2 separate regions of the Mus musculus genome follow, and region 2 is linked to region 1. Evidence: chromatin loops called from intact Hi-C (ENCODE). Cell type or tissue: gastrocnemius. All regions are shown on one strand.

Evidence for each region. A loop is a pair of places that touch in the nucleus more often than their neighbours do. Peaks named below come from ENCODE experiments on the same cell type or tissue, not always from the same donor. Only the 100,000 strongest peaks of a DNase experiment are listed, where the experiment ranks them.
Region 2: it touches region 1 in a loop (6-fold over the local background); 41 of 42 quality-filtered maps call a loop at or near these places.

The regions. Positions count from the first base shown.
Region 1 is chr9:13,886,064-13,894,063 of GRCm38, reverse strand. No RefSeq gene overlaps it. Among named protein-coding and RNA genes, the nearest start is that of Fam76b, 62 kb to the right of the region's middle. In gastrocnemius, a CTCF peak has its summit at 1,937 (motif pointing right); a DNase peak (open chromatin) is centred at 4,220.
Region 2 is chr9:14,340,190-14,348,189 of GRCm38, reverse strand. No RefSeq gene overlaps it. Among named protein-coding and RNA genes, the nearest start is that of Gm34156, 25 kb to the left of the region's middle. In gastrocnemius, a CTCF peak has its summit at 5,732 (motif pointing right); DNase peaks (open chromatin) are centred at 4,020, 4,645 and 5,729.

The DNA of each region.
Region 1 (8,000 bases):
AAAAGATGCACTAATCCTAACCCTAACCTCAATCCTAACCCTAACCCTTGTTAGTACAAACACTGACCTTTGTTGAGCTGTCTTTCCAAAGAAAGGGTACCCTGAACCTGTAAAGGAAAGAAGTGCTCACTACCCATCACAATGGGTTAAGGTTCATAATGCTCAAGACCCCCTCCTGTTAAATAATCTACTCCACGTGCAGATGTTGCCCATACCTCTTCACAGTCTACACTGCTGCTATTCCAGCTTAGTAAACTCTCTCTCTCTCTTTCTCTCTCTCTCTCCTCTCTCTCTCTCTCTCCCCTCTCCATCCTCTCCTCCCTCTCCCCACTCTTCCCCCTTTCCTCTCCCTCTCCCTCTCTCCCTCTCCCCCTCCCCCTCCCTCTCCCTCCTCTCTCTCTCTCCCTCCCTCCCTCCCTCCCTCCCCCTCTCTCTCCTTCTTCTCCTCCCCTCCCTCCCTCTCTCTCCCCCTCTCTCTTTCCTCATATTATTATTCTGATATTCCACCTATTTCGAGTACTCTGAGTAATAACATCCTTTGTTTTACCCCAAAGAGTTTTGTATGTTCTGTGAAAAGCATCTAAGAAACTACCCAGCTAATATATTCACTTATATGTGGGGGGGGGGGGAAGCTCAATCCCTCACAGTTTTTGAGATTTTTTTTAGCTGTCAATAAGAACATTAGGCAGATGAAAACTTAGAGGCTAAACTTTCTAGTCTATCACATCTTGAAATGGTTAACTCCCCTCTCCTCTTGCTCCACTCCCGCCTCTCTCTAGTCTATGTACATTCCTGGCCTCCATAATGATGGGCTGTAATAGCCCATTTACTCAGTAGAGTGGATTTCTGAAACCCATTTCCAGATTACAGCCTGTGTGCCAGGGCTGCGTTTATTTTCATTACTAGAGAAAGGGGTGCAGCCTTGTAACGCTGACTTTTCAATAGCTCCATCAGAAAGTGCTCGGAGCACCTTCTCAGTGCTCACCAAATGCTGCAGAATCCTCCAGAGACATACCCCTTCCTTCACACCAGTGAACAAAACCTTCACCACACAATGAACCCCACTGTTCCCCTCCCCAGTCAGACAGCAGCCACTGGGCGCTTTGTAGAAGTTACTTCTTCCCATTCCGGCTTGTCTCCTAACAGAAAGCAATCTCAGACTCAAGACAGTGTACTCTCCTAATTCCTAAAACCTCTGGCCTGAAGAGGACCCAAAGTTTGAAGGAATCAAATCGATCAAGCCAGCAGCATTTTAATATGATTGATTCACAGTGATAGTCTAATAAAATAGCTATCTGTCACTTCAAGTTAATTCAATACATAATAATAAGTATGTATTGGATGACAAAAAAGCTGGGAGTCTTGGTGAGTCTTTAAGAGATGGTGAAGGAGCCCTTTCAACACACAGATACACATCACATATATACATATACCACACATATACATACCACACACAGCACACACACACACACAGAGAGAGAGAGAAAGACAGAGAGAGACAGAGACACAAAGACTGAGAGAGACAGAGAGAGATAGAGACAAAGAGACAGAGACAGAAAGAGTATCACAGAACTTTAAGCTGTGGCTTTTCCAAATAATAGTGCTTTGATGACAAGTGCATCTTAGAGCTCAGCAAACTCTCACCCTACTTCTGTGGTTAGCCCTTCCAAGGCCATGTGATCCAGGTTCATTTTGAGCTCTAAGCCCTGAGCCTACACAGTTCTGACAACTTCTATTTTAAGCCTAGTCTTCAGAGGGAGAGGGGAAAGGGAGAACTTGAGGAAGCTGATGCAGCTTGGTTACTGGGTGGGGAACAGAAGAAGAAAACTCACTGACCCATCCACCAGTGTATCCAGAAGCCAGCTAGCACAGCAGTGAAAGATCAATGATGGAAGGAAAGCGCAATGTGCCTCCCAGGCATGTGTGTTTGAATCCTTGGTCCCCAGCAGGTGGCGCTGTCTTGGAAGGTTGTGGAACCGTTAGGAGGTGGAGCCAGCTGGAGGAGTGCTTCACTGGGCTTGCTCCTGAGGCTTCCTAGCCAGGCTCCGCTTACTGCTCTGCTTCTGCTTCCTGACTGCAGGTGCAATGCGAGCACCCAGCTCATAATCCCTTTCACCACACCATCCTGGCTATGATGGACGGTGTCCCTTTGAACACAAAGCAAAGCAATCTACCCCTTAAAGTAGATTCCTGTTAGTAATTTTCAAGGAGAAGTATAACCAGCACAGTTACCAGGGACTAAACCAATTTTCTGGGACTTATTCTGCCTTTCTTGCTTATTGCTTTGAGCAAAACTGCCTGCTTCCTTTGTGTTGGTAGCCCTTTAGGAACATAGTAACAGCTATTCATATGAGAGATTATGTTACATGCTGGCTGTGACACCCTCACCCCATCCCCAGGGTAAGACAGGACCTTATCTCTAGATTTACATAATTATGTGAAAAATATTCTCCATGAACACAAAAAAAGATAGAGAAGCAGCCCCAAGTTGACAGCAGACTCACAGTGGGAAGACCTTCAAATGCTCGGTTAGAAGCTGTGTATGCTGCCTTCACTGAGACAGCAGCACTGTTGTACTCCAGTAGCTTACATTCTGCTGGTCTGAGCAGGTGAATGCTAGCAACAGGCATTCAAGAGTGTTAGGACACAGGGTTTTCCTGTCTGGACATACCAGTGGTCACAAGCCTGCAGAAGGGTCCTAAGAGGTTGCATTGGGATATACAACTTCAGAGAAGGCACGTGTGACTCAGTCTCACAGCTTCTCCTTTGCTAGCCCCCATGACTGGTGCTTTTGGCTCTAGGCCTCTACTCCACCCCCACGAGGCCACTGCTTCAGACAAGCTAGAAAGGAATTATGATAAGCCATGTGTATCTCATAAATCCAAAACTGGGTGGAGTGATTGGACATCCTAAAATGTAATTAGGAACTTCAGGGTTTTATTTGTTTGTTTGTTTGTTTGTTTGATCATAGCAGTACCAGATGAACTGGGATAGTCAGCACTCATGAAGCAGGGTTGTGTTGGTGAGGAGGTGGAGGGACACTTTAATCAAATAGAGTGGAGCAGAATGCTGTCCCTCCTGAGAAGAGCAGCATAATTCACACGGTATGAGGAGAGAAATAAGGTGTGGTGGTTTGAATGAGAATGTAAGGTCTTCTATTTGAATGCTTAGTTCCTAGCTGTTGGACTGTTTAGGAAGGACTGGGAGGCATGGCCTTGTTGTAGGGAGGCTTTGAAGTTTCAAACCCCTCTCTTTCTGCCAAGTGCTTATGAGCCAAATGTAAGCTCTCAGCTACTGCACCAGTGCTATGCCTGCCTGCCTGCCTGCCTGCCTGCCTGCCTGCCTGCCTGCCACCATGCTTCCCACCGTGATGATCATAGGGACCTCTGAAACCATGAGCAAGCTTTCACGTCAATGCTTTCTTATATACACTGCCTTGGTCATGGTGTCTCTCCACAGCAACCATACCTAAGACAAGGGGGAATCTGCTGGCTGTAAATGACATGTTATCACAGGGCCACATTTTTGCCAGGGTCTCCATAGTAGGCAAGGCGAGGGGGGGTCAGGGTTGTGAATAGAGAAATATCCTCCTTTCTAGAGCATAGCATAGGAATGGGGTGAAGCCTTCAAGTCCACATTGATCAATTTCCCAACCAGAGCTAAGCCCTGAGCCAAGCGCTGGCCCTCTACTGGGCCAGGAAGCAGGTGTGGAGCGTGTTGCCATAGTGACACTAAGCAAACCTGCCCCACTTACGTTGAGCATTCCAAAGGTTCCTCAAATAGAAATAGACTTTTTTTTCACACTTCCTAAGAAGATCTGTTGTTGTTGACTATTTGTTTATATATCACCATAAAGTTTAGTGATCACACGACATGAAGTGCTGTGGAAGGATGAGGAGGCTCCCACACCAGCACAACGTTTTCTCTGAAAGATTACCACCGACCTGACATCCAGGCAGAATATCAATCCATCTATTAATTCCAGCAGTTAAAATGAGTTTTAGTAACATCTTTAGGCAGTTCATTTCCCAGCTTCCCCCAGCTCTGCAGACCTCAACACGTCATGAAGATGCTAAATAGCTCAGAGAAGTAAAATTAGGACGGGAATCAAGATCTAGCCATTCCTGTAGATGGGCTGAAAAGCTTCTCCCTTCAAGCTTCCAGAACAAAGGTGCACTCTGACCTGTCCAATCCCACCGGGCATTGCTGGCTAGAGAGCGCCACCTACTGCTCACCCTCCGCTACTCTCAGTACAAGAGTCCCTTTGTCAGCTCCAAGCATCCTGACCGCCCTACGCCAACTCTAATATTTGTAATTATTGTGCGTCTCAGACTGTGAGATCAAAGAAGAGGAAGAAAAGCAGCCTCCAAACGTGAGAAGGGAGTAAGACAGAAGGCTTTAAATGTCTCTTTGCTCCAGACACCTGCTCCTGAGGATGCTTGGGGACTGAATTCAAGGGCAGATGCAGCTGGCAAGTTTCATTACCCCTGACCGCATAGAGAAGCGATAAAGGGCAATCGGAAGAAAAAAAGAGAAAGCTTGGGTGACAGAGCAAAAGGAAAGAGACTCTGGACACAGCAGCTAAGAAAGAGATAAACTGAGCTCTACTTTACCGTCACCCCTCCCTCCTAATTAACAAGTTTTAGCCACCTAGATGGGAGTCCACATTTGAGTCTGTCCGATATTGTCAGTGTACCTCTCCTGGGGTTTTTAGGTTTAGCCCGGGACACTGTGGTTCGCTGCAGGGCCCACATCTGCGGGCTGTTGCATGTGGCTGTTTCTACTGTGTTTCTGTGTGTTGCTGTTGGGTTTGCTTGCACTGGCTAGGGTTCCTTTCAGAAAGGTCTGGCACACTTTCCTGCTCTCCAGACTTGAGCCACATCTTTCAGAGTCAACAAACATATCAGGACTTAGACAAGAATAAGATCCTTCTCACCTGAAAACGAACGAACAGACAAATACACCTAGACAGTGACATCTGGTCCCCAGAAGGGATCCATGGAAGGACATGAAGGTAACACTTATTGAAGATCTAGGGAAGGGAGCCATCACAGGCTTAGATCATCAATATTCCTAATAAAGATGGCGTTGGGGGAAGCTGATGCATTAACAAGGGCAAATAGGAAGTAATGAGCAGGATGTGAAGCTGCGACCCCCAGAGCTGTACATCTTTCCCTGTACCAGAGCTCTGGGGCTCTGCCAAGTCGCACCCTTCATGGCAAATGTGCCCACTTGTAGAAGCTGGAAGAACCACCAAGGCAGCACGAAGGGATTTGCTTTTAATAGGTTTATCTCCTTGAATTCCACACAGGAAATGTCCTCCTGTACCTACTGTGAACACTATGAAAGCCTTATGAGAGACCATTTGGAGACCACTCCACAAAGCCCATGAGACCATCTGGAAGCAGATAGTCATCATATCTTTTCGTACACAAAGCATACCAAGACAGCAGAATCCTGAGGAGTTCTAAATAACCAGTTCTTGCAGGGGGAAAGTCCTGGCGTGTAGTGTTTGTTTTCTGTGGTGTAAGTTCTCCCATTGTGCCAACTTTAAGCCATCACCTGAACACGGAATTGGGAAATCCTCGTGTCCATCAGTGCCTCTGGACTACATGAACTCAGCACAGCACAGCACGGCACGGTGCCATCTGTGTGAGTACCATGGGACTCAGCCCATGCACATCCAGGAGTAGAGCATGAAGAGCATTGTGGGACTGGTGGAGTGAGATTAAGAATGTGGGCCCTGGGTTGGGTTTTATGTTACAGATTTCAGTCCTGAATTAGATCATTTTCTTAACTTTCCCTGTAGTAAGAGACACTTCTCTCTGCCCGAGAGCGGTCAGCTGTACCTTCTTCTTCCTGTTGGGCTTGAAAGAAGTATTAGGTCTTTCCAGGTCCACAGAAGCTTCCAGCTGCAGCTGGAGAGTCTGCCTCTCAGCTCTGCACAGGCCCCTGGCTAGCTCATCTGTCCTCCTGGGACCCACTGTGCTGCTCCTTTTGGGATTTGACATGCCTTTGTATTTATATGGGCTAGATCTTTCATTAAAATACTGTTCTTTCATTAAAATCTGTCTGTGCATCCATCCCCAGTGTCTATTCTGCTTCCCCTTCTCAGTGAGTGTCAAGCATCCTTGGGTCTTTCTTGTTACTTGGCTTCCTTGGGTTTGTGGATTGTAGTATGGCTATCTTGTACTTTATGGCTAATGTTCACTTCTGTGGGAGCACATACCATGCACATGTGTTTCTGGGTGTGGCTTATCCCACTCAGGATTAGATTTTCTCGTTTCATCCATTTGACTGCAAATTTCATGATATGCTTATTTTTAATACCTGAGTAGTATTCCATTGTGTAAATGTATTGCATTTTTTAACCCATTCTTCAGTTGAGGGACATCTAGGTTGTTTCCAGTTTCTGGCTATTCATAAATAAACCTTCTATGACTATAGTTGAGCAAGTGTCCGTATTGTGGTGTTAGAGCATCTTTGGGGTATATGCCCAAGAGTAGTATAGCTGAATCTTGAGGTAGAACTATTCCCAATTTTCTGAGAAATTGCCAAATTGATTTCCAAAGTGGTTGTAAAGTTTGCACTCCCATCAGTAATGAAGTCTTCTTCTTGCTCCACATCCTCACCAGCATGTGCTATCCCTTGAGTTTTTTATCTTAACCATTCTGACTAGTGTAAGATAAAATCTAAGAGTCTTTTTTTTTTCATTTCCCTGATGACTAAGGATACTGGACATTTGAAACTAGGTGAGAGAGGGAGTGCAGAGGGGAACAGGGGGAATCAAGTGTAGGGAAGATGGAGGCAGATAGAACTGAGAGAGAGAAATGAAATTGGTGGGGGAGGGTGCATCTCTGATACAATCAGGACAAGGGAAACTCCCAGGAATCTATGAGAGTGACCTAAAACTCCTAGCAGTAGAGGACATGAAACCTGAAGTAGTCACCTCCTGTAACAAGGCAAGAATTCCAATGGAGAGATGAATACACCAACCTATCCACAAAACCTTTGACTCGCAATTTGTCCTGCCCACAAGATGTCAGGGATAAGGATGGAGCAGAAATTGAGAGAATGGCCAGGCAGTTACAGGTCCAGGTCACTGGGCTGGGAAAATGGTTCAGTCAGGAAAATGCTTGTTTTGCAAGCACAAGGCCCTAAGCCCATCCCAGAACGTACATTTTATAAAACACTCAGACTGGCACCCTGGAGCTAAGGCTGCCACACAGCCCTCTGCAGGCAAGTCTCCACCAGGAGAGAGGGGGCTCACTCTTAAGCTCAGAGTTGAGATCACCACTTTCTCTCCAATAACTGTCTAAAGCAGGGCCTGCCAGGAGTGCCAGGGCACAGGAACAGCAGAGCAGCTGAGGACAGGATCCTCCTGGTCACCATCTGCATCCAGGAGCTAAGGTTGCTCCACAACCCTCCACATACAAACCCCTCTCAAGAGAGAGCTGATCTCTGCAGGAGTGCTGACATACCTAAAATCACAGACTTACAGGCCCATAGCACGGAAAAGCTCCAGTCAGAGACAGCAAGACCAACTAACACCAGAGATAACCAGATGGCGAGAGGGAAGCACAAGAACATTACCAACAGAAACCAAGGCTACTTGGCATCATCAGAACCCAGTTCTCTCACCAGAGCAAGCCCTGGATACCTCAACACACCAGAAAAGCAAGATTCGGATTTAAAATCACATCTCATGATGATGATAGAAGACTTTAATAAGGACATAAATAACTCCCTTAAAAAAATACAAGAGAACACAGGTAAACAGCTTGAAGCCCTTAAAGAGGAAATACAAAAATCCCTTAAAGAATTGCAGGAAAATACAACCAAACAAGTGAAGAAATTGAACAAAACCATCCAGGATCTAAAAATGGAAATAGAAACAATAAAGGAATTACAAAGGGAGACAACTCTGGAGATAGAAAACCTAGGGAAGAAATCAGGGGTCATAGATACAAGCATCACCAACAGAATACATGAGATAGAAG
Region 2 (8,000 bases), 450 kb before region 1:
TGAGTGTGTGTGTGAGTGTGTGAATGTGTGCACATGTGTGTGTGTATCTGTGTGTGTCTGTGTATGCGTGTGTGTGTGCGCGTGCGTGTGTGTATGTATGTATGTATGTGTGCATGTGTATGTGTGTGAGTGTGTGTGTGTATGTATGTGTGTATATGTCATTGGCCACTCAGTGTGTGTGTATCTGTGTGTGTGTATGTATGTGTGTATGTGTGTGAGTGTGTGTGTGTGTGTGTGTGGTGTGTGTGTGTGTGAGTGTGTGATGTGTGTGTTTCTGTATGTCTGTGTGTGTGTGTGTGTGATCTTTTTCTTGTTTTGGTTGTTCTGGGATCTGGGGCTTAATGTGGAGTTAACAAGACCCAAGGAATGCCCTGAAAGACCTCTGCTGGCTGGTGTTCCAGGGTTAGGCATGCCCCTCCTCCCTGTCTCCCACCCTTTCTCTCTTCCTCTTCCTCCTCCCTTCCTTGACAAGATCAGGAGGGACAGTGGGTATGCAAGAAGCCAGCCTCAGGAACTGCATCAAGAAGTCAAGCAGCCACTCAGGCCACAAGCTTACCAGCTGAGTATATGAGTTGTACACAGACACCTCGGCAGCAGGCTTGAGAGTGCAGGCGAGCTGCTCAGCGAGAGCTACCTTAGAGTGAAGTACCCTACTCTCAGAACACCCACTCTCTGGGCCCTTCTCTCTGCATGTGTAGAACCATGTAGAAACTGCCCACATGTTTGCCCCTGGTTTGTCTTAGTAACTTTTGTATTCTAACTCCTGACCTTGTCATTGGCCACTCTTCTTGGAGTAGATCGGGCTTAATATGAAAATAGTCAAGAAGCAACCCATCACTGACTGCAGGGAGCTACTCCAAAACTTTTTTCTGTTTAGAAAATCTTTGACTACACAGAAAGCATGTTTGGATAGGTGCCCACTAAGTATGGACTAGGAGATGCCCGATGGGTGTTGAGCAACTTGTACCTTGTAAGTAGATTGCTTTTTAAAAGGTTAGTTTTCACTGACAGAGAACCTTGTTATTCCATTGGCATGAACTATCTCATTTAATTTTTATAACACCCCCAGGAGGCAGCTTTGTGTAACAAACTTTGCCTTAGTAGCTAAAAATTACATATTGCAGATCTTGGTTTGTCAGTTTCTGGGTTCAACGGGGCTATTCTGTTGGGAGGGGGTCTTATGAAATTGCAATCAGATGGTGGCTGGGGCTGTACTCATCTGGAGGCCAGAGCGGTAGAAGCTGCCCGCTGGCATTGTTCACCGCAGCGCCCACACAGCATCTCCAAGAGCATGGGTTTCTCAGCTTCAGTCTAGGTTACCAAAGAGGACATTATAAAAGATCCAGAAACATGGCTTACCTTGTTTGGAGATCCCAGAATACTGTGCTCGGTGCAGTGGAGTGAAGTGGGGCGGCCTCTGTCCATGGATGAATGGCACCATCCTTTCTGTAAAGCATTTAGGGATGGAGAAGTGGATTGGCCACAGGAAGTCATCATTAATGTCTCATTTAGCAGGTAAGGAAACTTCAGGCTGAGGTATCCAGGTTTGATGACTTGTCTAAGTCTACTAAATCTGTACTCCCTCTGCTCTTCTGACTGCTGCAATGTTATGCAAGGAGGAGCTCTCAAACCTCAGTAACAAAGAAGCTGTTTTTTCCAGGGATGCTGTGCATGAACACATACACACAGTACATTAAAAGCCTTATAAAGCAGAGCTATGGGGCTGTAGGAAGTGCTCGGTGGTTAAAGAGTACTGACTGCTCTTCCAAGGGACTACTCTACTCCCGGGACGCACGTGACAGTTCACAGCTTGATAATTTTGGAACTTTGGTAAGAATATGATTTTGTTTTAATCCTAGGTATGGGGTATGAGGGTGCTTCAGATTGTTCATTGCCACAGACTAACCTCTTCCGGGTCTCCTATCTGCGCAGAATGGGTTTCTGGTTGTAGGTGGGCAAAGGAGTCGGCGAGAAGGAGAGGTGACAAACAGACACAACACAAGGGAGTGTGGATCTGAATGTAATTTGTCAAATCGAGTATCAAACTTTTTATATAGAAGAAAATGGGGAAGTTGGGTGACACACCAGCAAGGTACAATGAGGTTACTGGACTCTTACATAAAACAGAGGAATGCAAACAAGGGAGGACTGGCAGGAACCAACTGGGATAAAATTCAATGTTAACTGGAATAAAATTCAATGCTAAGAACTGGGAATCAAAAGCAGCCCCACCTGAGCTGGAGAGATGGCTCAGTGGTTAAGAGCACCCTCTGCTCTTCCAGAGGTCCTGAGTTCAATTCCCAGCAACCACATGGTGGCTCTCAGCCATCTGTAATGGGATCAGATGCACTCTTCTGGTGTGTCTGAAGAGAGCTACAGTGTACTCACATAAAATAAATAAATTAATTAAAAAAAAAAAGCAGCCCACCTAAGGTCCACTTAATCTTAGAAGCCAGGGCTTCATGCCCTTGCCATAGTTCCTATTCTAGTCTATTGTGTAGTCCACCTTCCCCCTAGGCCACTGTAAATACTTGTGTATGGGTGAACTCAGCTATCTATAGTTCTAAGTATCTTACTCTGGCTCCTCCTTAGATCACAAACTTCCTTCCTCCCAGATAATGTAAATTCTTGTGTAGGGCAGTGACTTAGCTATCCACGCCCAGGGTCGGCTCAAGGACTGACTGACTAGGACCAGTGAAGAATCTAACCTAGCTATATGTCAAATAGAGGCACTTATAGTAAAGCAATATTAAGGGAAAGCACACAGATCCGTTTACCGACTAAAGCAAGAACATTGGAGTATTTGTTATACAGGATGCCACGATTCCAGGAGACTAAGTTTCCGTGAACTTTTTGCCTCGGGACAGCACCCAGGTTTTTAGGGCCTGTCACGCTTATCACTGCTGGAGTGTCACTTGTCACTACTGGAGCCTTGTGCTCTAGCAGAGGCATGATTTTGCCAGCTGTAGATAGTTTTTGTGATTGTGTGATATTTGGAATTCTGGGAATTTTTGAGAAGGTATCTAACTGCTAGGACGATGCCGGCCTTCCCTGGACCCCATCCTCCAGTCTGTGTCTGGTCCAGCCTCAGCTTCTTAAGCTGTGGGGAAGCAGAGAAGATGAAAAGAAAACCAAAACTATAGAAATGGCATTAATTTGAAGAACAGATGTTGGCTCACTCAGTCCTCACGAAGGCCTGCTGAGTCTCCCAAATGCTTCAGTGGAGGAAACTGAGGGTTTATGGGTGCAAAGAAATGGGAAAGAGAAGGAAAGGAGAGGGAGACGGGGTGGGGGTGGGGGTCATGTTTATCAGGAAAGGGTGGCAACACGTTCTAAAATGTTCCCAGAACACCTATCCCTCCATCTGCACCCGATTCCCTCGACTCCTCTGTCATTGGTCCCCACTCTACCTCCCTGTCGTCTCTGAAAGCCTGAGGTCCCGAGGCTGGCACACTGTTCCTGGTAGTCATGTTTTGGCCGTGCAGTTCTCTCGGTCTCTCGTGCAAAGAGTTGAGAAGTAAGAGACCACACAGATTTGCTAGAGAAGCAAGATAATGTTGTGTGGAGCAAAGAATCAGTATAGGAAACACACAGAGACTGAGGTTACCAGTGATAGGCAGAAGGCTGATGCCATTCACTGGGCATAGAACTGGAGTTAGGGAACGCCTGCCAGGGCTCTTGGAGGTCTGGGATGGAAAGGGGGTAGTGTCTCGGCGGCTTCCCACCTCAACTCTGGGCACGTGGGAAAATGTGTGTTCATATTTCTATAGCTATGGCTGTATATTATCTACACATCTGTATCTCTCATCTACATCTGCATATGTAGGCTGCGTATCTATTTCAGTATTAGCTGCGTTTATCTATTTTTTGTTGTTGTTGTTGTTCCTAGCTAATTTCTTCAAGCCAGACTGTGCTGTGTTTGAGGCTCCTCTGCTGTTGTTGGCAGCAGACTTTGCACAGAGTTCAGAGCCTGCCTGGGGGCTCGGTTGCTCTGGCTAGTGCTGTCAGCCAAGAGTCAAGGGCTGGCACCTACTCACAGTGCAGGCAAAGCTCCACCCACTTTCCCGGGTGTGACAAGGAAGGGGCTCCCTTCTCCCTCCAGGCAGAAATCTCCCCTAAAGAGAGGGGCTTGGGGCCTGCGACATCCTGGAAGAGGTGGGAGCTCGGGGTGGAGAGGCTAGGGATGAGCCACGGAACTGGCCACGGAGGAGCATCGTCTTCCTTGAAGGCAGAGATTGCAGGGCCTCCCCAAACAATATCCTTGTCAAATTAGAGCCTCCAGTTAAAAATAAAAATGCCAGCAACAGTTCATTTTCCTCAGGAGTAGGCGCTGAATTGTTTGGTGACCTTTACACACAGTGGAGATGTAAAAACCTGCAAATTCAGAGGCCAGAGATGAGAAGGATGGAAACCCTCTGACAGGCTGGCACACACAAGCACACTCCTGCATGTGTTTCTGCACATGCACTCCTGCATGTGTTTCTGCACCCTGTGCAGGAGCTCAGAGTGAGCAGTGTTTGGTTCTGGAAGCCTGCAGCTGCTGAATATACACACAGACTGCTTCTGTATCACACATACACCCGCCTGGAAGCTCGGAGATGCTTGAGTAAAAGACCCTGGATCCCAGCAGGCCTTGGTGGAGAGAGCACCCCTGCTGGGAACTGCACTCTAGACCAGAGTCTTTCTGGGTTCTTCCCTGCTGCTGGGTTCCCCTGGACACCCACAAGGCACTGCAGATCTAGGCCAAAGTATTTGTGCCCAGCTGTGATGAGTGGCCAGGCTGGCTCCTGGTATGTCTGAGGAGGGCAAATTATGTGAGTCCCAGCGTCCTCTGTCCTCCCTGCCCGTTTGCAGCTCTGGAGATAGGTGGCAGGAGTGTGAGATTGAAAGGCTAAGCAAGGCAGGTAGGACAGCTAGCACAAACTCTTTACTCTTTTGTTTTCCTTTTCTTTGGATCAGAGCCTTGGGGCGTAGAGGGTTTCCCAGAAGAAACCCACAACCCTAGTTCTTCAGGATCCTCTGGGCTCCCAGATTCCAGCCTGTGGAGAGCCATGTTGCGTCCCAGGGTGCCTTTCTGCTCAGCCCAGTGTATGCCTGCCCACCCTGAGGGTCCTCACCTTGGCAGCCTAAGAAGGCTGGTGGTGGGAACCACATCAAAGGCTTCTTGCAAATTGCATCTAGAAAGTGCCTCTAGCGTTGGTCCACAGGTCTGCCTGGTGGCAAGCCCTGGGGGAAAGAAGCAAGAAGGCAGTTCTCTCAGCCCAAAAGTTAGGTGTAGCAAAGGTGCAGTTATATTCTTTGTAGCAAAAGAACAGTTTGGCAAGCCGGGCAGTGATGCTGCACACCTTTAATCCCAGCACTTGGGAGGCAGAGGCAGAGGCAGGTGGATTTCTGAGTTCAAGGCCAGCCTGGTCTACAGAGTGAGTTCCAAGACAGCCAGGACTGCACAGAGAAACTCTATCTTGAAAAGCAAAAACAAACAAACAAAAAACCCAAAAACAAACGAACAAAAAACAAACAAACAAACAAACAAAACAACAACAACAAAAGAACAGTTTGGCAGCCTGCTAGTTTCTTCCAAGGTGGCCAGACATCACTTGGAATGCCACAGTGTCCTTTTTACTGTGGAGCGTGAGCAATCCTGTGCCACCTGGGAGCCCCTAGACCATAGGGTTGTTCTCTACACCCTTGAACAGTGAGTGCATTTCCTAGGCTTGCCTGCAGAGGGCATGCTTGTTCCAAGTTTCTAAGTGTGTACCTGGGCATCTCTCCTCCCCTTACCACTGGTGAGGTGGGACTTGGGCATCTTCCAGGTTAAGCTCCATCTCCATCTTTTCTACGTGGTTTCTCTTTCCTCCCCTTCTCAGGTCAGCATGGGGCATCCTTCAGTGGTTGTAACAGGTGATGGTCTCCAAAAGGAAGTTACTGTCCTTGTCACTCACTAGCAGACCTGGTGCAAACTGCCTGTGTGGAGGGGACTGTTCTTCTGTCCCTCCTTACCTTTAAGAACTGTTAATGTTTTAAGTAGCTAAAAAGTCTCCAACAAGAGGAACAGAGAAAATCTGTATGTAGTACATGTGTGCATCCGTGTGTGTGTGTGTGTGTGCATGTGTGTGTGTGTTGCACGTGAGAGTGACTTCCTTTGTGCAGAGTGGAACCTACTATGTTCCAGTTAAGGATACACTATTGGGCCTATGGTCAGATACTGAATGTCAAACTCTGCTGGAAAAATGCAGTTGTCTAGGGCTCCTCAGGCATGGGACAATTTAATGTATGATACAGGCATGGTGGACAGTAGGTTTAATGTGAGATACGGGCATGATGGATGGTAGGTTTAATGTGTGAGTAGCACAGAGCCTTTCTTGGGTATTTGAGGAGCAGATGGAAAAAGCTGAAGGCCTGAGTAGTGATGAGTATGTGTGTGTGTGTGTGTGTGTGTGTGTGTGTGTGTGTGTGTGTGTGTGTGTGTATGTGTGTGTGTGTGTGTGAGAGAGAGAGAGAGAGAGACAGAGACAGAGACAGAGACAGAGAAGGGATTTGAACCATGAGAACAATGCTAGATATAAAAGATCTCCTGAGCCATGCAGTGGTGGCGCACGCCTTTAATCCCAGCACTTGGGAAGGAGAGGCAGAGGCAGGCAGATTTCTGAGTATGAGGCCAGCCTGGTCTACAAAGTGAGTTCCAGGACAGCCAGGGCTACACAGAGAAACCCTGTCTCGAAAAAAACCAAAAACCAAAAACAAAAGATCTCCTGACCCATGATGAGCATGTGTATCGAGAATGTCTTTGAGAAGGATGCGGTGGCCCTAACCAAGATTAAAAAACTTTGAAAAGGAGAGTAAGGGGTTTAATCTGGGAGACTTGTGAAAAGCAACTAAAACCCTTGATAAAGCAATTAGCTGCCTGCAGGGCTGGCTGGAAGTGGAAAGTGAGTCTGTTAGGATACTTATGTGGGGCTGGAAGGACTTTCAAGACCACAGTGATTGGTGGGGAACTTGAGGAAACCCACGCTCTAGTGCAGTGGTTCCCAGTCTGTGGCTCTCCACCCCTTTGGGAGTTGGATTGGACAGCCTGCCTATCAGATATTTACATTACAGTTCACAACAGTAGCAACGTTACAGTTCTGAAGTGGCAATGAAATAATTTCATGGTCAGGGGTCACCACAACATGTGGAACTGTATTAAAGCGCCCCAGCATTCAGCAAGCTGAGAACCACTGCCCTCGAGTTGGTTTACACACCTATTATTTGTGGTTCAAAAGGAACTGTTTAGACATTGTGTAAGCATCACTCCTAAAACTGACATGTAGAAACATTAATGCATTAGAAGGGCAAATCACAAACTGCCTTCTGTTTGGGGAAAAAGCCTGGGTAGTCTATCCCAGAGCCATTAGTATGTAGAGAAACTGGGATTGTCCAAGCCCAAGCCATGTAGGCCAAAGGGCGGTGCTGGCAAAATCGGTATTCTATCACCCTTTGCTCAAAATAACCAGGCAGGCAGTAAGGAAGGGACATGGCTTTCCCAGCATGGGCATGGCAGGTAGCGTGGCCAGGGCTCACTGTTACACTCAGAGATAGGAGTAGAGAGATGTCCTCCTGATCGACTAATAGTAGTCATGGGGGGACAGAAGTCCCTTGTCTAATTCAGGAGTTGCATCTCTGTCTAGGGCTACTGCTTGGCCTGTGCCACAGAACCCTAGTCAGCTGCCTTCAGAACTGCTCACAGCACCCCACCTGCCTACTCCACGGCCGACGGAGCCAACCTCTCAACGCCACTCCATTGGACTTCTTCCTTGATTCATTCCCATTTGTTTGCCATGTCCTACATGGGCAAGGGTTGGTAAAAAGGGAAAATAGATACTCCCTTAAATTAAGACTTTGGGGGGGGGGAGTATTGTATGACCCACACTTACGTATATTTTTAAAATAAAAAATGGAATTTACCTCATATGGAATTCACCTGTCCCTGGGTGTCCTGTATTTATACCTGGGAACCTCCT